Linked DNA regions of Mus musculus: regions 2 and 3 are each linked to region 1. Evidence: chromatin loops called from intact Hi-C (ENCODE). Cell type or tissue: heart. All regions are shown on one strand. Each heading gives the region's core, and the rest is flanking DNA. Links, peaks and the distances in the headings are about the cores only.

Region 1 (7,567 bases), core at 3,317-5,816:
AGAATAGTGTGACACAAGCTGGATCCCCAAGAGAATGCCACCAAGAGGAGCCACGGGGCTTGACATCCAGACCCAACAACATTGGTGGCCTGACTATAAATTACAGAGACTTGAGCCACATTCCAGAGCAGAAGTTCATCCTGTTACCTATTGAATGTGATGGGTTACATATGTCAATACATAGATACATACATACATACACACATATATACATATACACATACATATATACACACATATATACATACACACATATATACACACACATATACATACATATATATACATATACACAAACATACATACACACACATATACATACATACATATACACATATATACACATACATATATACACACACATATACATACATACATATATACACATGCACACACATATATATTCACACATATACATACATATATACATACACACATACATATATACACACATGTATATACATACATATACATATACACACACATACATACATACATATTCATCAAGTTCATAGCACTGTGTCGCTATTCAGACAAAACCATTCGCCCAGTACAGATCTGAGAGAAACACATGAATAGAAAGATCCAGAAGGTACAAAGCTGGGCTCTGTAGTTCACACCTGTAATTCCAGGACTTGAGAGGCTGACACAGGAAGATCATGATATCAGGACCAGCCTGGGTTACATAATGATTATAGGCTGGCGGTCTCCACAATGACAACGCCTAACACTGCACAAGACGCTTCTCCTTCTACGACTTCTACTCTTGAGTTTCATAGAACAAAGAGAAACCCTCAGAACACATGGCTTGTGAGTTGTTTTGTTGTAAGCCTTTGGGTAGGCAAACAGAGAGATGTCTGTGACTGTGGCAATGCTGGCCACTGGAAACTCATGACATCAGCTGCCCCCTCATGGCTCGATGATTAACTTTCGAAGGTCTCTCTGTGGTTTCCAAGAGAAAACGCAGCGAGCTCACATGACATAAGGCTCGGCGTGCCTCGTGAGCACACACCTTTCACTCCTTCCTGTTGTCCTTCTGCACTCACAACCCTGCCCTCCAGTTGTGACTGCACACTAAAACCTGGCATTACAAAGCCCTTGCTGTTTTTCAACTCAGAGTAAAAGTGAGTACACACCTCAAGCGTTCATAGGGGTCAGTCAGAAAAGACTCGAGGTTTCTAACAAAATAAAGGCACAGTTGGGTCTTGCTTTTCTATGGGGGTCATCAGCCTCATGTATCATGTGTCATCTGACCAGAGTTCAAGGGCTAATTTCTCAGGCACTGAGAGAGAACAGGAGATAGGCAAGCCACTAACCTTCAGTGTCCCCAAAGGAATGCCAGTCAAATCATCCTTAGAATTGTTGCAATGACTGGGAACAAATAAACACTCTCAACCTGGGAACACTGCTGGACCTCGGACACCTTTCTGTCTTCGACAGTGGGAAGCCCCTGAGTGAGTAACTCAACCCCTCGCCTGGTTTTGATCTGGCCTCTGGGAGCTGCACCCCCTCCCCCGGGAGCAAAACTTCTCCTCCTCCTCCTAAGGCCCTGTCTGCATAGACTCCTCTAGGGGCCTAGGAGTCATATTGTCACAGACAGCCATAAAATGTTTATAGCTGCCAGGATCCATTGATCAGCGAGTCAACCGTGCATGCAGTAAAAGTGCTTCGTGTGAGAATTCAGAAGCCAGGGCACAGCAGGCCACAGTTGCCGCTTGGCTGCTGAGGTAGTTTCATGGTGCTGCCGGGTCCCACCTGTTCACTCACCTCCCTCTAAATAGACAGTAAATATACATCCCCAATAATTAAAGAAAGGCAGATTGTTCTTAAGTTAAAATAGAGAACTGTAGGTGAGAGATCATGCTTGTTTGAGGGGCTTAAAGTATCTGGACATAATCCTCAAGCCACCCATGGAGGCTGAGACCTGGAGGGGTGGGGACAGGGAACAAGGAGCGGGCTCTGCTGAGGGAGCAAAGGGGATCACTCTGTTTTCACAGTTGTATTGTAAAAACAACCGCTAATACCCAGAAGACCCAAGAGCAGCCCTCCATGGCTTATCTGAGAAGCCACTCCCCGTCTCACACCCTGTCTAGACCGAACTGGGCATTATCAACCACCTCTATAGATGAAGCAGGAACCTATTCTGACAGACCCGGGCCTAACGAGCCTGCTGCTGTGGAAAATTCAGAAGGAAATAGATTGCTTTCCACCTCAGATAACTGAAAAGGGGACCTCTCAGGCCTGACACCCTCCATTCTGCCTGAGACACGTCATCTCTCACTCTTGACTAACAAAGTCCCTGAGTCTGACTGAAAGGAAGGAAATGAGAGACAGGCTCCTTAAGTATCTCCATCAGAAGCCAAGGTCTGCGCGGAAATCCCAGTGGGGCCTAGTAGACTCCTACTGTGGGCACTGCCACCTCGTGCCTCCTATTTAAGATGCCCAGCGCGTGGAGGACAATGCTTACTACTTCCCCTCGATAGGCTCCACCAGGCCTATACATCTATAGGTACCTATGTAGTCATCGGTACCATAAGGGCTGTTCCAGCCAACAGAACATATCGTTCTGGGAAAGGACACAGTCCCGTGGGAGCTGTCACTACTACCCAGAAACCTCTTGCTCTGCTCTGAACATACTGTTGTGGAAACCACAACCATGCTGCAACAGCTCAGGGAGACCGGGAGCAAAGGCATTTCTGTCCCATTCATTCATTGAACACTTAGGTATCTACCACACCCCATTATCACTGTTCAGTGCTCCTATCAACTCATTTAAGCACTGTACACCCAATACTAAAGAAGATCAGTAAAAGAAAGGGCAAAGCTACGCCAGTGCCAGTTGCAAGTTACATGCCACGCAAGCATTCCCAGGGAAGTAAATGGAGACTGAAGCTCAGCACAGGGGCAGACAACCCTCTTGCTTTGTCACTGCCTCAGTCTCCCCATCTGTAAAATGGGAATGGCCGTGACCTCTGTGGGTCATGCCCTGTAAGGAGCAAACCAAAGAGACTAGAAAAGTCTTCAAGGAGTGTCATATTGACATCAAGACCAAGTGTTAGAATCTCCTTCCCTCTGTGTGTGAGGAGGGTGCCCGCTGTTTATCAGCTATGGAGTATTCAACAGTCAGAGAATAAACACAGTTCATGGTTCCTGGCGAGGAAGAGCAGTAAACATTTTTACTCCATGAAGGCCTCGATAGTCAGGATATGATAGTGTACGTCAGTTATCTCAGTACTTAGAAGGGTGAGGCAGGAGGATTATCATCTTGAAGCCAACCTAGGCTACATAGCAACGCCTCAAAAACATCTCGTTTAAAATTAGAGATATGGGTAACTACGCTTTTACCCAGGGATCCAGATAAAACCTCAGATGGAACCTTCATCAACCGCATTCTCGTGTTTCCCATGAGACTACAAAAGAAGCTGGCAACTGGGCTGGTGGAGAAGCAGCCTTCCCTCCTCACGGGTACCACATGGGGACCTGAGGTGAAGCTGGCATGCCAGCTGATGCTTACTGCCATTCTGCTGCCAAGTGCCTGACCCAACCCTTTCAGGGGAGAGATGTGGATTCAGACCTTGTAGCTAAGTGTGTACGTGTGTGCGTGTGTGTGTGTGTGTGTGTGGGGGGGGGGGGTCCCTGAATAATTTACACAGGATAATCCAACTTGGCTAAGCCTGGAGAGAGGGAACATGGATCCTTATTTAGAAATGTCTTTCTCCCCTCAGAATTTAGAAAATATCAATAGAGTCTGAAAAGATGGCTATGAAGTCACCAGCATGCCTCCGCTTGTCCCGAGGATGCAGAGATGTCACACCTACATTTTAAGAGGTACTGATATAACCATTCAGGTGCACTCTGTGACACCCAGGGGAGTTGTCCTTCTAGGTACAAAAAGATAAGTGGCCTTAAGTTAGTGTGTGGGACTCTGTGACTCCTTGCTCTCTCAGTACAGTCCTTATGAATCTTTTAAACAGCTCTTCCTCTAGTAGCACATTGTGTGTCCAACCATAAATGCCAAAGGCTGCTTCTTATCTACCCCTGATACAACTACAGGACGGTAGCAGAGAAGGAGAACCCATTCTGTGGTCTCAGGCAGAGGTCCCACTGTGGAGGACAGGCAGAACCTCATGGCAGGAAGTCCTTCCACAAGGCTATTGGTCATTTCCATTTATCTCCTGAGGGGTTAAGGAAGCTGATTGAGAGAGACGTTCCCATAGCAACCGTGCCGGCCTTCCACTGTGAACATACTGGTTCCATTCCTGATGCAGATTACATCAAACTTTGCCACTTCATGGCTTCATTTTAGCTGAGGCAGATGGTTGTTTGAGAATGTGATCACCGCCACCTTGTGGCACAGAGGAAAACAAAAGACAAAAAGAAAAAAAAATCCCCCCTCTGTAAAGGGCGAATTGTGCTCAGTTTAGGGTCAGTCTTACAAACTTTGACCACTTTTTCTTCTCTGTGGAAGAGCCTTCGTGCTGATCTGTGAACTGGGGCTGTAACACACACAGCAAAAACTCTCCTCCCGGTATCTCAAAATCTCACTGGTAATGCCAGGATTGAGCCGTAATCCCAAATAATTGTATTAACAAGAAAGTCACTTCCCATAATCTCTCCAAAAAATAATGTTATCCACATACGTTTTGTAAAGAGGTCTGAGTATTCTGGTTTAGCCATGTTTGGATTCTGTTCTTAGCCTAGAACAAGTTAGCCTGACCTAAGAGTATTTAAAATCTCCTGCCCTCCTATGCCACATGGCTTGCTTTCAGGGCTTTGCATACCCTGTCTCCTGTATCCACTGTATTTTCTGCTGCAAAGACATCCCTGTGCTTCTTTAAATGGGTCTAAGAAAAATGATTTTCAGTAACTGTAATTGTTTTTTCTCATGGTGAGCTATCTCACTGTGGGAAATTTAACTCTGATAAATACATACCTTCAAACATAAAGAATTAGTTATAATTGTGCTCTGTGTGTGTGTGTATTTGTATATATTGGTGTGTGTGTGTGTGTATATTTGTATATGTATGTGTCTGTGTGTATGTGTCTGTGTATGTGTGTATATGTGTGTGTATGTGGCTGTATATGCGTGTCTGTGTATGTATGTGTGTATGTGTGTGTATATGTGTGTGTATAGGTGTGTGTGTATGTGTATATGTGTGTGTATATGTGTGTATAAGTGTGTGTGCATGTGTGTGTGTGTATGTATGTGTGTGTGTGTGTCTATGTGTGCTCACATTATATGGCTCTACAGTGTCTTGTCTCTGTGGTTACTAACACCCTATGATATGAATAGCAATCATAAACCACAAAAAAAAAAAAAAACATACCCAGGAGCTGAACTCTTCCTAACTCTAACATTAACTCTAGCCATGGGTGTGATACTTATTTGGCCTCAGAGGCTCTGGAGTTAAAAGTTCAAGACAGGAGGAGAGGAGGACATGAGCCTTTGACAGAAATGCTGGGAATCTGAAATAAAAATACATGAATATTTGAGAAAGAAACAAAATGTGCACCCAGGACCAACTCTAAGGTGAAGGCACCTTTTCCCCAGAGGCAGCAGAGAGCTCTGGTGTGAGTCTAGTCTTCACTTTTCAGAATATCCTCAAAGTTAGATGGGGACAGACAGACAGACAGATAGACAGACACACACACACACACACACACACACAGAGAGAGAGAGAGAGAGAGAGAGAGAGAGAGAGAGAGAGAGAGAGAGAAAGAGATCCCCAGGAAATAGAAGTAACTCAAAGCACATAATGTCAAGGACAGTCACAGATTGAATAATAGCATGTGTCCTTGTTACTAGAAACCCTTGCTGTCCCCAAGGTTTCAAGAAGAGACTAAGAGAACACAGATGTGATGGGGGAGGGGAAGCTCTGTTCAGCCACAAATGTTTATCTGGAATGCTGTGGTTGCTGTTGTCAATAACTGTCAACTCCTCCAGGCTACAAGGGAAGGTGGCTTGTACTTCCTGCCTGCTGGGTCATTGGGTGAGACCCAGTGACCAGTTCTGGTGAATGGGAGGAGACAGAAGTGACTTTTGCCACTTCTGGGACAGATTTGATTAGTGACAAGGGTTAGAGTTCTCTCTACTCCATGTACCACCATGGCCTGCAAGTCGAGACAGTAGCCAGTCAGGGCTCTCAAAGAAAGTGCTCTGAATACAGCTCAATGAGAGCAGATCTTGGCCTATCTGTGTGGGGTGTGGACTAGAAGTGAGGAACCAACAAACCCACTGTAGTTTAGGCCAGAAACATCTGGGTGATACGCGTTATTGAGGCATGGCAGAGCCCATCCCAACAAAAGCGCATCACCTTGAAGGGAAAGTTTGGTTGCCTTTTTGAAGTTTGCAGAGGTAATAGTGGTCTGGTGCTTCAAGAAGGTGCTGGAGTGGGTTGTTTTTGGTTTTGTTTTGTTTTGTTTTGTTTTGTTGTCTCTGAGAAGCTCTCCACCATCTTCTGGAAGATCAATGCTGCCTGTAGCAACTCTTACTTTATTTTAGGAAAAACACCAAAATACACCCTGCCTTGTATGAAAATAAATCAAGAAGGCTCTCAGCAGTTCTCAGTGGGGAGGAGGGAACTTCTAATTAAATCCATCTCTTGGGGACAAAGTAGAGCCTTGGTCTGGAAATGAAGATTGCTCCACAGAGCTGAATCAGAGCGGTGATTCACGGGCCTCCTGCTTTTCTGAGGGAGGGAAACCTACTCCTTCCTTTCCCGTGTCAATCAGTTATTCCTTGGTGGGGGGTGGGGGTGGGGAGGAGCTGACTATGGCTTCCCAAGGGCAGCCGAAAGGACCCTTCAGGAGAGCTGCACTGTTGGGCTTAGGATTGGACCCTAAGTTCACATTCTCTGCTTCCCTTCTGTTCTGATCCCTGGACCTTAATAAGAGGCCATCAAAATCTGTACCCTAGCTCCACGCTGGGACAGGGGAGCAAAGAGAAGCAAACCTCTTGGCTAAGGACCAAGGGTAAAGGGCCCTGCAGAACCTGCCTGCTGTGGTTGGAAGAGCTCTGACGCCATCAGCCAGAGCAAGGCCCATTCCTAAGGTCACTCTATGGGAGACACATGCACCAAAAAGATGACAAAGATCATGAGAGATTGAGGTATCCAATGTTGACCACTCCCTAACACCGATATAGGAAGGAGGGCCTGAAACAAGGTCTTGCACTGAGCTCCAGGATCTGCTAATCTTTGCTTAGCCAGAGCTTAGATCACATACACTTGCTCAGCGGTTAAGAGAACTTGCTGCTCTTTCAGAGAAGATGGGTTTAGTTCCCAACACCCACTTGGTAAATCACAACCATCTGTAATTTCCGTTCCAAGGGATCCAAGCGCCCTCTTCTGGCCTCTAGGAGCACTACATGCATGTGGTACACAGATCCCTGCAGGCAAAACACCCACTTGTAAACACATGCTACCACACCCAATTTTTCAAGTGGGCACTGGGGATTCAAACTAGGGATCTCAGGCTTACATGGCAGTTGCTTTACCAACTGAGCCATTTCTCCAGCTCCTAAGAAGCCCTTGAGACAACTGAGGTGACACTTGACCTGCCTTTACAT
Region 2 (7,567 bases), core at 2,207-4,706, 120 kb before region 1:
AACAATCCAGGAGAACCCTCCATGGGTTACAGCGTGCTGGCTGCCTATGAGGATAACACACACCATGTTTTCCCCCTTCCCCCTTTTAATCAGGAGCATTGGAGCACGAAAGCCAAGGGGGAGGAGTGGATCTCTCCAGATGGTTTTCCAGAACCACTGAGAGCTCCTTTCAGAAGGAAATGGAACAGTATTTCCCAGCGCAGGACCTTACATTGGTTTGTTTTCTCCCAAATCTCTGTGCATGCTGACATCACTTTCTGCTGAACTCCAAGAGACTATGGGTCTGTTTCACACCAGAAAGGAGACTGCACCTGGGATTCTGTGCTCACGCCAAAATAAAAGTCTGCTTTCTCTCCCTGTTATAGGGGTGGGTGTTGAACTACCTAAGACTAGATCACGCAAAAGGTTAATACACATTTATAAAGGACGTTCACAGAAATAGATTTCTCTTGACTCCTGTCCACTTCTTATCTGTCTTCACTTGACTAAAATAAAAGCCAGTCGATTTCCATGTACCTGTCCACATCACCCAAGCAACTTGAGGCTAGGTTCCAATCAAAGTTGTCTTCTCTCCAGGAAAGCCACCAGCCCTGTGGTGAATTGCTCCCTTGAGTATCTGATGCCAACAGCTACACTCCCCCCTCAAAATCTATCCCTTCAAACCCAGAGCATAGAAGCCTTCCCTCTGAAGGTATGTTCGAGAAGACAGTGCCTCTCTGCACCAATGTTATGCTAGTAGATAATAGTATCAGTTTACTGTCTATTGGAGCTGCCACATTCCAGGCAATGTATGCTATGATTCATCATATTTAGCTCTTTGACAGTCTTGTAGCCTCTCTAAATGAACGGAAAACGAAGCTGAAAGGAGTTATGTAACCTGTCCGTCAAGGCTACAGGGACCTAAATCTGAATAAGATGTAGGCAATAACGAAAGGGCAGACACTAAAATCCCGCCACCACGTGCTAAATTCTCAAGCAGTGCCACATGGATGTTGTGGTGTCCAAGACAAGCGTAATAAGTAGCTTGATGGATAAAGGAAGACTGGGAGGCGGGCTTCACAGAGGCTAGGGTATTTGAGCTTGATCAGTTGGTGAGTACATAGCAAGGTTGACAGAGAGAACCTGGAAGAAAATTTGAGGAAATAGTACGTCATGTCACAGAGGCCCAGAGTGTAACAAAGGTCTGAGCCACCATGGTTTTCTGGAACCAGAGCAGAGAACGTCTAAAAGGCAGAAAGAATGGAGGTCTGAGTCTTGTTGCTTGAGGATAGTCATTGTTGCTGTAATGTAGAGACTCCGGGGCTAGCAGGCAAGGGGAACCAGGTGTCTTTATTAAGCAACTGGCAACACAGATTGAAGGGAAACTTGCAAAGTTAATTGAGAAGCTAGACTTAGCAGGGTACGTGAGTATGAAGAGAAAACAAGGATAGGGGCTGGGGTTTCAGGTAGCAATCATATTTTTGAGTGAATCTGTGTCTTAAAGAACACAAGAGCAACTCTTGTCGTATGGGAACGTAGACTTCTCAGCGTATGCTGGTGTGTTTCTGTGATGGTCTGACACTTCCCATCTGGGTCTGCTAGAGGTACCTTGGGAGGGATCTGGGAGGTGCAGGCTGGGTTGGAGCCATCAGTCTGACTCTGAAGCCTTCTAGGGAGAAAGCAGTGTCCAAGTCTCTCGCCCCCTGGAGAGCCTGGGCATGGAGTTTTCGCAAAGCCCACATTATCCTACAGAGGACACAGTGCTTTCAAAACATAAGCATTGTTCATCCAGCTGGCTGTGTTCTCCACACTACAGGCCTGGGTCTCTCGGCCACACCCTGTGCTGAAGAAGAAGTTTCTAGAGTCTGATGAACAATAATGGAGGGGATCACTACCCTACTACCCAGCTGAGCTTGCAATTGGGATCAGAGGCCCAGTGCAAAGATCTTTTATTTAATGAAACCCACCTTCCTGAGAAACCTACTCAACAGTGCTCACTGCAGAAAACATTGGCACTGATCTAAAACTCTGACTCTTGACTTCAAGACATCCATAGTCCATGCAGAGCTATAAAGAAGGACAAGTGGAAACCGCAGACAGTGGAACACAGCTCTGAGCAGCAGCAAGGAAGGGCAGCTACCAATCTTCTCTTAACCTATGCATATCCTGCCCAGTCCAGCTGGACACACTCAGAGAAGCTTCTGGCTTCTTCACGCAACCTATATACATCCTCCACAGACTTGTCATGGTCCCAAGGTTACTTCTAATGCCTAATACCATGCAAAGACTATGTAAGCAGCCACTGCATTGCTCAGTGAATCATCACAAGGGTGTGTGGGTATGCTTGGTACAGACCTGATCTTTTGGAATATTGTCATGCATGCTTGACTGAACCTGAGAACGTGGAACCTATTGATGCAGAGGACCAACTCTGTATTTGCCCCTCCTCCAACAGGTAGGCGCTGAAGTGCAGCCTTCCACGGGTCAGACTTTATCCCACAAACCCTTTCTTCAAGCCTGGAATTACTCACAAGGATTGCCTCTACAAGCAGTGCACACAAAGGAGCCTGCTGTGATATGAGCGACCCTCCATTCATCCTCCTCCTGGATATTCACTCTGGAAACCTTCTAATCTAAGCGCTGCCTACCCATAACAAAGCTGTACCTGTTTCAAAGGCCCCAAGTACCCATAACCTCTTGAGAATGATAGCAAGACCCAGCTTTGGCTCTGGATATCACCTACCTCCCTATGCTGTGACTAATTGAGTCTCAGCATAAAACAGCTAACCAAGGCTCTCTGGATTAGACACAGTCTGTATTGCACAGACTTCGGCTGTGTGGGCAACGCAACATTTAAAAATTTGAAGAATATGATATAAAACACTCCCGTGTTACAAAAGTGAGGGGTAAGTCAACTAGGAGGTTGGATTTGTTGCATGTGTTCTTCTTAGAGATTAGACAGGCCCGTCTTTGAGATAATGGCTCATAGAAGATTCTCAGTAAACATTTGAAGGACTGTGAGAGTGCATGACACTGCTGTAGGTACTAGGGGTGCTTGTCATTGGCTTCTAAACAACTTGTCACTGACCGAGTGAATAGGTAATGAAAGCCAACCTGAATCATGCTCTTCGTTTCCAAGGGTCCTGGGGACCCCATCTTTCGATACCATTCTGGATCAGCTCTCTGGGGGGGTCAGTAATTAGCAAAGTGGAGGAACACAACAGTCTCAGTCACATGCTAGTGGAACAGTGGAGAGTTGGAAAGAGCCAAAGGCACGTTTAGCATGCTCTGAGGAGCATCCTACCCCTGTTTGCATTAGAGCTCACACCCCATGAGTATATTTTGGAGCAGTTGTCCCTGTCAGCTTGGGCCATCTGTTCTTAATATGTCTTTGGCTTTGACCCGCACATTACTAAGCTGGGAAACTGAGCGGCTGGTGACTTCACTGGTGCACGCGAGGGGCCGAGTTGGGAAAGTCGTCATTTGGTAGGGTTGAATATTTCAGCTGTGGCCACAGCTGTTCACAGGGCCCAGGAATGAGACAAGCTTGGTTTGCTCAGTGTGAATACATAATCTCTCCCCCTCTGTTTCTCTCCCTCCCTTCCTCCTTCCCTCCCCGCACCCTTCTCTATTCTCCTCTGTTCCGTGTTTCATGAGGACGGGTGAAGCCTGGTGGGTTAGATCTCTATCCTTTACAGAAGGACACGGTTGGCACGGAATTGGTGCTGACTCGTGGGATAGAAGGGGGATAACAGAAGTTGTTTCTGTCTGTTGCTGCTCCCCCACACTGGACTGAATTACATTGAGAGAAAGATGTGAGCATAACTTCCTGGCTCGGTAAAGGATATCACAGGGTCTGATAGCTGGAGCTTGGAGATCATCGGAACCAATTTTTTTTCAGTCTTAACCACAAAGGGGCAGTTGCTTCTTCAAGGTCACCTGTTTGGAAGGCAGCAGGCCCAGACTCAAATCCAAACTTCTGACTCCTTCAGATCGGGTTTTCATTGCCAAGTAGTCTTAGAATTTAACACTGCTAAGAATCTAGGCCCTGATTTCCCAAGCTATGGCTAGGGAGTATGAACAGTAATGGAAAAAGAGGTCACTCCCTGGAAGATTTGAGCAAATCAGTTAGATTTGGGGAGTCCCTTCCCTTTAAGTGACAGATTAAAAGAAAAAAAAAGTATGATCTTATTTACATGGTGATCTGAAGAAGCTGAATAACACAGTGGCTGTCAGAAGCAGAAGAGGGGTGGGGAAGTGGGTAAGGGGACAGAAAAAGAGTGGTCAGAGAGTACAAAATAAAATGGCAGGCAGATCTTACGAATTTGATTTGTATCGCACAGCAGGGTGACAATGGCTGACAATATTCCATTGACTATTCCTGAGTATCTGGAAAGGCAAATGCTGCAAGCATTCATACCACAAATGAACAACTATGTGAACTGATCCATACACTGGACACCGATCCCTACACAGACCTCCAACACCATACCACGCACCAAAAACACATGCATGTATTATGACATGCACTAACTATAACACAACAAAGAGCTGAGGGTATAGTTCAGTGATAAATATTTGTGTAGCCCTCTCAGGGGCCCTAGGCCAATTCTCAGCTCTTTGAGAAAAAAGTAAATAAAGAAACATTTTAACATTTTACAACTTGTGAATCTGAACCAAGCAAATGTGATGCTGGAGCTGGAGACTCAGCTCAGTGGCTCAGAGCATGTGGTCCTCTCCCAGAGGACCCTCACTCTGTATCTCCAGTTCCAGGAGATCCAATGACCTCTTTTGGCCTCTGCAGACAGCTGCACTCATGTGGATAAACCCACACAGATGCACATGCATACGTAGTTAAAAATAAATCACTTTTTAAAAAATGTGTGATGCTCTTTGTCTTCCGTGTCTCACCATTTCTAAGGAAGATGAAACTCTAGATCACAGAAGTATCTAGCAGGAAATGATCTCTACTTCCAGTCCCATTTTCTTGTTCTTATTTGCAAGATCTTGAAACGGAAATCACCAGCCGTTCAGCCCCTTGCTCTCTTCCCTGTCTGCCTTCCACATAGGTTTTGTTTTGTAGTGCTGGAGATTGAACCCAAGCCTCCTGTGTGCAAGGTGAGTACGCTACCACTGAGCTATACCCCAAGCTGTGTCTTGACCCTCAGCAGTTGTCCGTGGCAGCACAAGGTATTCCTTGAACACTGTTGTTTTAGCTGTAAGCTATCGTCAATAGAGGCAAAGACTTAACTCGTGACCAGCAATGGAAATTTCTCTCTCTGGATAGGTCTTTCCCTAGACGCTGGTCTCTTGCCCTGGGCTCTTGAGGTTATACATAATGTGAAGAACAGAGAGTATGAAGACAAGAGAAGGCACGGCTTGCCCTCAGCCTAACTAGTGTGAGGAGGGGAGGAGAGTTCTCTGCTCCTCCCTTGCAGGAGCAAGGATCACAAGTGGCATTCGGGCTGGGTGCTACTTTGTGTGACCTCCTCTTTGGGGATTTGATACAGAAAATTTAGGTCTCAGGTCCTTGAGTCTAAATCACAAATTCTGGTGCCATTGAGTGCTGTGGCTCATTGAGTAGCTCACATTACACTTTTAGTGAATGCTTTAGAGATATTATTTCACATCATCGGGGAAGTATTCCTTTCCTGCAGACATTGGAAATCAATTCTCAGAAAACCAAGTTGAATGGGAAAGAGAACAGAAGTCCTCCTATTCATCAGCCCAAGAATTAAGCAACCAAACTTCTGAGGTTAACTCCCTCACTAGTCAGTGCCTCACTATGGCACTGCAATGCTCCAGAGCCCTCACTATAGCACTGCACATACTCCAGAGTCCTTGCTATAGCACTGCACATACTCCAGAGTCCTTGCTATAGCACTGCACATACTCCAGAGTCCTTGCTATAGCACTGCACATACTCCAGAGTCCTTACCATGACACTGCAATGCTCCAGAGCTCTCACCATGACACTGCAATGCTCCAGAGCCATCACTATAGCACTGCACATACTCCAGAGTCCTTGCTATGACACTGCAATGCTCCAGAGCCATCACTATAACACTGCAATGCTTCAGAGTCCCAACTATAGCACTGCACATACACCAGAGTCCTCACTATAGCACTGCACATAGTCCAGAGTCCTCACTATGACACTGCAATGCTCCAGAGCCATCACTATAGCACTGCAATGCTCCAGAGCCCTCACTATAGCACTGCACATACTCCATAGTCCTTGCTATAGCACTGCACATACTCCAGAGTCCTCACTATGACACTGCAATACTCCAGAGCCCTCACCATGACACTGCAATACTCCAGAGCCCTCACCAAGGTGACACTACAATACTCCAGAGCTCTCACTATGACACTGCAATGCATCAGAGCCCTCACTATAGCACTGCACACACTCCAGAGTTCTCACCATGACACTGCAATGCTCCAGAGTCCTTACCATGACACTGCAATGCTCCAGAGCCCTCACTATAGCACTGTACATAGTCCAGAGTCCTCACTATGACACTGCAATGCTCCAGAGCCATCACTATAGCACTGCACACACTCCAGAGTTCTCACCATGACACTGCAATGATCCAGAGTCCTTACCATGACACTGCAATGCTCCAGAGCTCTCACTATGACACTGCAATGCTCCAGAGCCCTCACTATAGCATTGCACACACTCCAGAGTTCTCACCATGACACTGCAATGCTCCAGAGTCCTTACCATGACACTGCAATGCTCCAGAGCTCTCACTATAGCACTGCACACACTCCAGAGTTCTCACCATGACACTGCAATGCTCCAGAGCCCTCACTAGGCACTACACAGGACAAGCTGGTGCCTCCAGGTGTTTTCAAATAAATCCAGAAACTCCATTATATTCTCCCCACACACTCACACTCTTGATTTAAGTCTTTATTAGATTCTTCCTCCATAAGATCATTTCCTGTCTCTGGGTACCAATTTCCTGCTCTAGTAAATGAAAATGGTACCAAATTATTTTAAAGATACCATATGCATGCAATACTATGACTATTCTTTCGAACATGTGGCCATTATTTTTAACAACAAATTTTTAACTACACAGGTCGCAAATTACACAAAAATGAAACCATTTTTAATAAAAATAATTCAAAAATCATGTGAGTTAACATACTCATCCTAATCTGAGTGCCCTCCCTCCCACCTCCCCCCACCGTGTGTGTGTGTGTGTGTGTGTGTGTGTGTGTGTGTGTGTGTCTTTTAAGTGACATATTTTGCTCATGGAAAATACTCAGCCCTGCTTTACTAGTCTGTCCATGAGCAGTCTACCATGAAACACACCGTTCTGCAATCCATTGTCTCCATGTCAGTGGACATGAACTCTCCCCAGTCTGCAGTTGGACTCCACCAGGCTTCTAGCCTGGCCTGGCTAAAGCCCACTCCTTTTGCTGAAGTTTCTTGTACTTATTTGTGGCAGTGTGTGCAGGGGTGGTTAGTACAAAATTAACTTCCTATGTCATAAACAGGAATCCTCAGACCTTAATAAATGCCAAACTGTCCTTCCTATTATTATTATCATTATTGTTATTATTATTATTA
Region 3 (7,567 bases), core at 2,207-4,706, 180 kb before region 1:
TAAGGTACCAGGTTCTAATTGGCAATTAACACTACGGCCTGTTGGATGAATTGCTGCAATGATAGTTACCTTTAATTGTTAAGACTAGCCATCTCGGAGGAGAGTATGAACGAGAGATTGTTGTTGGTCTGTGGGCATTTTGGGGGTGGAGGCTGGATTATCTTAACTTAATGACTTTAGGAAGGCCCAGTCCACTGCAGGTAGCACTATTCCCTAGGCAGAGATTCTGAACAATCTAAGAGTGGAGAAATTGCCCGGAGCACAGGCAAACAATCGAGAGAGCATGCATGGATGCATTTTCTGTGCTCCTAACTGTGGATATCACATGACCAGGTGTCTCAGGCTCCCATCTTTGTGATTTCCCCACCACGGTGAACTGTATGTGGCCTGCAACTGTGAACTGAAATAAATTCCTCCCTCTCACAAGCTGCTTTTTGTTGGGACATTTTTATCACAAAAGCAGAAATGAAGCTGGGACAGTGGGGTTAAATGGGGATTTCTAGTTAAAGTGACTTAGAAGAGCAGCAATCATCTACAAGGAGACACACTCAGTGTCAGATGTTTCACAAGTCTCTTTCCACTGCAGCTAAAACCAAAAAAAGCTAAAAACACCAATGCTCAAAGATTTAACAATTCAGAGAAAATTTTAAGACATACCAAATGAGGACCTGATGACCAACAGCGGACCACAGAAGGTCCCTGAGCATCGAAGTTGACTAGGGAAGATGGAGCTAGAGAGGCAGCAATCTAAAAGACTGATATCTATTGTCCCTGAGAAGTAGCTTCTGCTTGCCCTTTCCTTCCAACTGCTTAAAAATAAGCACACAGTATTTTTTACAGTTGGAAAGAAGGCAAGAAATATTAACAAGAGCTTGTGTTTTCCTGTCAGTGAGTGGCCCTGCCCTGGCTGCTTGTTTGAACCTCACAGTGTCTCTGTATGAACGGACAGAGGGCTGATTTCCCTGAGAATCCATCCATGATGTCTGCCCATCTCTGTCTCCCAGAAGGAGGAGCAGGCTTAGATGCACATGCTGTTCTCATTTCCTCTGCTCCACAGCCCTGGAATATTTGGGAATTTGGCCCTCAGTGCACACTTCCAGTCACTATGTCCCAGTCTGCGAGCATTTGCGTCTGTGAAACGCAAACTGCAGCCCCCAAGGGAGGACACTCCTAGCTTCCTGCCTCCTGGAAGAGCACACAACCTTGTGCACAGCTGCCTCGACACGCTGGCCCGAAAACGAGAGTGGCTGAAAGAAGCTGCCAGATGTCTGTGATGGTTGGTTGCTCGCTGCTTCAGAAAACACATTTTCTTTTTCCTCGCTGGAGGCAGCAGATGACTGGAAGAAGGGTGTCCCCTCTTCACTGCCCTGGAAGAGTTGTGGATTTACTGAGAATTTTAGGGTGGGGAAAATGAGAGAGAGTCACAGTTGAAGTCTGCACAGGTGCTTGTTTGCTTGCTTGCTTGCTTGCTTGCTTGCTTGCTTGCTTGCTTGCTTGCTTGCTTGCTTGCTTTGAAGCCTCCTCTAGGTCCCTGCAGGTGGCCTGATCTGTGAGATGCTCCTGAGATCCATTCAGTCAGACTCTCCAAAGACCCAGGTTGTCCTTCACCTCCTGAAAAGGTTTGTAGATGGTCTTGGTGCTTACTAAGGTGAGGGGTGGCCTCTGAGGTGACACGCAAGATAGAGTGATTTAATGGAGAAAGTATAGGGTTGGAGTAGAACTCAGTGATAGAGCCCGAGGATCTGCATTTGACCTCAGAGCCTACATAAAAGAAAAGCAAAAACAAAAATGTCGGGTGAGGTGTTGTGATCTTGTAATCCCAGTCCTTGCGGGGCATACCACTCAGACCTTCTCTCTGGCCAACCAGCCTGACCTCCTAGTTTTTAGTTGGGTGAGTTCTCAGCTTTGCCTCAATTTAAAAAAGAAAAGTAGGCAAGGTAGCATTTAAAGATGACATTGGATGTGGTTATCTGAGCTCTACATGCATGTATATGCATGTACACACATGTATACATGTGTATACATACATGCACATGCACCCACATGCTCACATACACATGTCCTCTCTCACCTAAGGATGATACTACATGACGTCTGTAATTCTAGACCTCCAAAGGCTAAGACAGGGGTGGGGGTAGGGGAATCATGAATTCATGTGCAGCCGGGGCTTCATAGTGAAACCTTGTCTCAAAAGACAACGAAGAACTAGGGATCTGGCTCTTCAGAGTAAGAGTGCTGCCTGCTCTTCTAGAGGCCACATGGGATTCAATGCTGTCTACTCTCTGCTATGGACTTTTCCACATATGTGGCATATACACACACATACACACACACACACACACACACACACACACACACACACACACACAAAGCAAATAAATCTTTAAAAACAAAAGGGAAAAACTATACATAGCATTAGCAGGAGAGATCTACTTTACATAGCCCTGGTGTTATTTTTTTGGAATGACTGCCTCCTTGGGTAGAAAGGAGGTTATCTGAGGTCTACATTCATGTATATACATGTGCACACATGTATACATGTGTACACATACATGCACATGTACCCACATGCTCACATACACACTGTGCTGTTATTTCACTTCATTCATAAATCTGAATCAAACATCAATGTAACTCAAAGGCACATTCAGTCACAGACACAGGCCACCACATAACTCAATCAGGCAAGCTGGACCAGGCAGGGGAGGAAGGGATACAAAAAAAAAAAAAACCAGTCCCTTTGGTGACCATTTTTTTTTTTTGCCTATTAACCACATATGTTGACTTTGTGTGAGGAACTAGAGAGTCCAATCACCACAAACATGAGGGTTAAAAGACACTTGGCAGCCTTTCACAATGAATTAAATCAAGCAAGCCCGGGCCTGGGGAAGAGTGTAGCTCAATTGGTAGAATGCACCAAGCCCCGGATTTGATCCCCAGTACTGAATAAAAAGGCCACAGAGCACCTGTCTGGAACCTCAGCACTCAAGAGGTAGAGGCAAGAAGATCAGAAGTTCAAGGCCACCCTCGGCTACAGAGCAAGTTTGAGTCCAGCTTGGGCTACATGAGACTTTTTTTTTCCTCAAATTAAACAGAAAGATAAATTCAACTTAGTGAGCATGTACCCAGCTCTCCAGCTTCCTAGACTCTCCTTACAGGTTAGGTAGAGGATGTTTCTGACGTGTAAAAGCTTTTCCCCTTATCCAGCTGTAAAGATAACCAGTGCTCCCTCTAGTTATAATTATGCTGACTCTGAGGCCCAATCACTGGGTCACTTGATCTGAGAGTCAAGGAAATGGTTTGTTGGCCGTAAGACCCAGAGAAGGAAGAGAGCTAGGGCTTCTGCTCTGCTTTCCCAGACCTGAGGCAATGCTGGCTCTCCCAGCTCACTGGAGCCTCCTGGCTTAGCAAGCTGCAAGCTGAACCCTGGAGGCCTTTCCCTCCTTGCCCTCTCCCCATGCTTCCATCCAGGCACAGTGTTTAACTCTCTTGGCTCTCTGGTGCCCACGCAGGGCAGTGACGGTATGTCACTTTTCACTTTGGGGCATGCGTTCCTTATTCCCCAATTACCCCAGTAACCTAAAGAGGGGAGAGAACCCACGAAGAGTGACAGTGACCATCTGGAATGCATAACGCGGCCGGATCTGCAATGGATTACATGGTCTGGAAAGTGGCTGGGCGAATTCCAGGGAGCTCAGATAGACTTCAAAGTCTGACCACACATCAGTGAGACTGCCGATCTGCTCTGATATTTAAAGTGAGTGTACATGAGTGAATTTATTACACTTTTTATCTCCCAGGCTCAGATGGGGAAACAGGATCATAGGCAAGTTTGCCTTTAATTTCACGCTACACTTTCCCCCTAGATTTTAGGGGTATTACCCCCCCCCCACCTCCTTAATGTAGCACTGTTCCTGACTTTTTTCATTTGGGACTGGCACATACCTTCCTTATCTCTACTATGTCAAAAAATGGACTCAAGGCTATGGACAACATAGCTGGGCAGGGTCATCTCGTTGAGAGATGTTTTAAATTGGGGAGGGGGTGTCTCAGTTCCAAAGTACATATAGCTTCATGTAAGTTCACAGTCTCTCTCTCTCTCTCTCTCTCTCTCTCTCTCTCACACACACACACACACACACACACACACACACACACACTCCTGCTCTCTAAGTCAAAGGTGGAGGTCTGAAGGTCTGAGTCCTGCCTGCAGAAACGTCCTTTGGATGATCCACTCTGCAGGTTGACAGCCTGCAGATACCTGCAAGCATCTCCTCAGTTGGACCAACCTGGCTGCTTCCCACATCATGCAAACTTACTATGGCCCACGAAGAGGCTCAGCAAATGTGACCCGATCCCATGGCAACCCTACTATGACACCCCTCTATGACACCCCTCTACCTCCCAGAGCAGTTGCCCCTCTTCTGCCACACTCTGTTGGGTGTCTTTGGGACTAGGAAGAGAGGAAATGTTTTTCATATGCACATGAAGGCTAGAAACGGGCTCCAAAGGTTGGGTCAATGTCATCTCAATAGCCACCAGCGTAAGCTCTCTCTTCACTGTGCCAAATGTACACTTGAACTCCTTTGGGTTTATAGGTTAATGAAGACATTGCAATGTGGCTGAAATTCCTATGAATGAGTTCACTGTGCAAAACAGTTTGGAGGCTCCCAACATAAGCAAATGTAAAACTAAAGAGCACAGCACATCGTACCCTCCTCTGAGCACCCACAGACAGAAAGAGGGATCAGCATGTCCCATGGATGTCATAGAACCGCCGTCACTGCATCAGCCAGCTTTCAGTTCAGGTGACAAAATGCCTGAGGAGGTCAGCCTGTGGGGAGAAAAGATCAATTCGGCACCTAGTTCCTTTGACTTCAAGACACAGTCACTTGGCTCCACTGTTCTGGAGTCTTGTGGTGAGAAAGAACTTATTGTGGAAAAGAGCTGGGGGATGCTCAACTTGTGGCAGCCAGGAAGCAGAACAAGGGGGGGGGGGTGTCTGAGGCTCCAGTATCATCTTCAAGGACAAGCCCCTGATGACATAACCTTCTTCCACTGGACCAAAGCCCCACACTGGTACACCACCATCAGCAGTACTGGAGGCTGCAGCCAGAGACACTGAGAATACAAGGAAGTGTGAGGCATGTGTGTGTGTCTGTGTGTGTGTGTGTGTGTGTGTGTGTGTGTGTGTGTGTGTATAAGAAAACAAGATCTTAAGATCTTGCTACCAGGACGGGCGTGAGCGCAAGTGACCGATGCTGAATGTAGGGAGCATCGCTGATTTAGATGTGGAATCTTTACAACCTGCCAATCATACAAACAGAGAGCAGCAGCATGGTTACCAGGGTCCACTGGTGAGATGGGAGGTTCAGGCCAAAGGACACACCCATAAGAAGGACAAGGTCCAGGCAGCATGGGTGTGACGGCTGAAGCTAAGAATGTTTCCAGTCTTTCTGGAGGTGCTCCTGATGTGCACACGTGTGTGAGGCTGTGCACGGGTCTGTGTGAACCTCTCTACCTCTTAGCTGGATGTGAACGTGTCAACATGCTGTTTTCTGTATTCAGTGTGTGCAATGAAGCAAAATAATCAAAGTGAAACCAAACAGGGTTAGGAACAAAACCAAGGAAACTGGCCCAGGACAGAACAGTCCAGTCTGACCTTCAGGTCTCCCTAAAGGTCCCCGCTCCCTTTCTCTTTTTCTTTCTATTTTTCCATATTTATTTGTTTGTTTGTTTGTTTATTTGTGTGTATGTGTGTATGCACATGTGTGTGCAAGCGTGCTTCTGTAGGCATGTGTAGAAGTCAGAAGGTTGGTGGGCCCATCTCCATCCCTCTGCATATTCAAGTTTCTCACCTAGTTCTTCTGTCTTCCCAGCTATACTGGAAGCCATCAAGCCCAGGGACTCTTCTGTCTCCTTCCTCCTTGGAGCTGGAGTTATAGGTTTATATGGGAAGCAGAAGAATCAAAGGAGGAAGAGACGGAGAAGAAGAAACAGAGGGGGGAGGAAGGGGAGGGAGGAGAAAGAGAAGAAAGGAAGTCAAGGGGAGAGAGGAAGAAAGGGGGAGAAGGAGACTGAGGAGGGGGTAGGAGGAGGGGAGGCCTGGACGAGGGGGGGTGGGGGAGGAAGAGCCTTGGTGCACCATGGGAACTCAAGAACAAAGCCTGAGATGCTCCCTCTGGGAATGATTATCTGGCTGTGTACCTCCCAGGCTTTCTGCAGCCAAGGAGTCCATCTTCCATGCTGGCTGCCTTGTCAGTAGGGCTACAAAAAGGTTCATTCCAGCTGATGGCCCCTCCAAAGGCCCAGGCCTTCATTTTATTTCATTCCAAGTGAATTCCCTTTGGACCTAAACATGTTCAAAAATACACATGGAAGACAGTCATGGTCCTCTGGCCCCGTGTCAGATGTCTTCAGATGATCTTCAAAGCCTTCAAGGCTGTTGGCACAGCCCTAAGAGACACTTCTGGGGCTTCTGAGCCTCAAAGGCCCCTGATACGGGCTGGAGATATGACATGAACCCACAGAGCTATGGAAAACCACCGTGGGAGTGATGAGCCTGCACAGCACCAGGCTCTCAGCAAGTGCCCCAAGTGTTGCTCATTATTTTCACTGTAAACACAGACTCCACGGGTTCCAACAACCACCCGAGTTTCAGTCTTCTGAGAGTAACAATCTCTCTTCTCCTGTCTCCTCGTTCTATTTACTACCGTGTAGACACGGGTGGGTCATCCTTTCCTCGTTTTCTAATCTTAATTTTTTTCTCTTTAAAACATCAACATCTTTAATTGGTATCTTAGCCCATCCTGTGCTGAATGGCTGAGGCTGGATAATTTACAAAGAGCATAACTGACTCACCCTTCAGGAGGCTGGGGCAACTGAAGTCAAGGTGCTGGCAGCCCTGGTATCTGCAGAGGTCATGTTTCCTTGCAAGGTGGAGCCTTGCATTCATCCCTCTGGAGAGAAGGGTTAAATGCTCGTAGCAGAAAACAGAAGGCCAAGAGAGTAAGCCTGCTCCTGAAAGGCCCCTTGTCAAGGCACCAAGCCCACTCCTGACAGTGGCGTTCCCAGAGCTAACTGCCTCAGAAGACCCTAGCTGCTTATATCATTCTGACAGCACTAGGTGTCCAGATGAGTTTGGGAAACACTGTGATTGTAGTCATTAGTCCACAGGAGGCAAGTCATTGGACATAAATAAATACAGGAATCTAGACCCATTTTGTCCTGTAGGGATGGCCAGGCTGGTGTAGCCCGGCTAGGCCACAACCTGTTCTAGTTTAAATTAACCGACTGCTGAATGCAACCAAGCTGTTAATTTCCTAGGTATACATTCCAACAAGGCTCTTGTCTCAAAAGGGGTTGTTGAGAGGAACTAGAACTGAGCCAGGTCCCTGTCACTGGAAGCTCAGTCAGTACAATATGGTGGATGCACATCCCAGAATACTCCCCATAGTGTTTCATTTGGGAGTAACAATGTAGGTGAGTCTTCTTCATGACTGCCTCAGTGGGAAAAAGTGTCAAACTGGAGCATCTAACATAATAAAACCATGGTGAAAAATCAGAA

What was found. Hi-C counts contacts between places; a loop is a spot of excess contacts. Peaks named below come from ENCODE experiments on the same cell type or tissue, not always from the same donor. Only the 100,000 strongest peaks of a DNase experiment are listed, where the experiment ranks them.
Region 2: a loop joins it to region 1, with 2.0 times the contacts of the local background. A loop is called at or near these places in 3 of 42 quality-filtered maps.
Region 3: a loop joins it to region 1, with 2.6 times the contacts of the local background. A loop is called at or near these places in 3 of 42 quality-filtered maps.

What each region holds. Positions count from the first base shown.
Region 1 is chr13:59,886,562-59,894,128 of GRCm38, reverse strand. No RefSeq gene overlaps it. Among named protein-coding and RNA genes, the nearest start is that of Gm19866, 26 kb to the left of the region's middle. In heart, for the core only: a CTCF peak has its summit at 4,338 (motif pointing left); a DNase peak (open chromatin) is centred at 4,188; H3K27ac peaks cover 931 bases.
Region 2 is chr13:60,008,487-60,016,053 of GRCm38, reverse strand. No RefSeq gene overlaps it. Among named protein-coding and RNA genes, the nearest start is that of A530065N20Rik, 17 kb to the left of the region's middle. In heart, for the core only: no CTCF peak of the experiment used is centred there; a DNase peak (open chromatin) is centred at 3,433.
Region 3 is chr13:60,065,378-60,072,944 of GRCm38, reverse strand. The region is part of intron 1 of A530065N20Rik (RIKEN cDNA A530046M15 gene); the gene reads right to left. Among named protein-coding and RNA genes, the nearest start is that of Gm35193, 24 kb to the right of the region's middle. In heart, for the core only: no CTCF peak of the experiment used is centred there; a DNase peak (open chromatin) is centred at 3,414.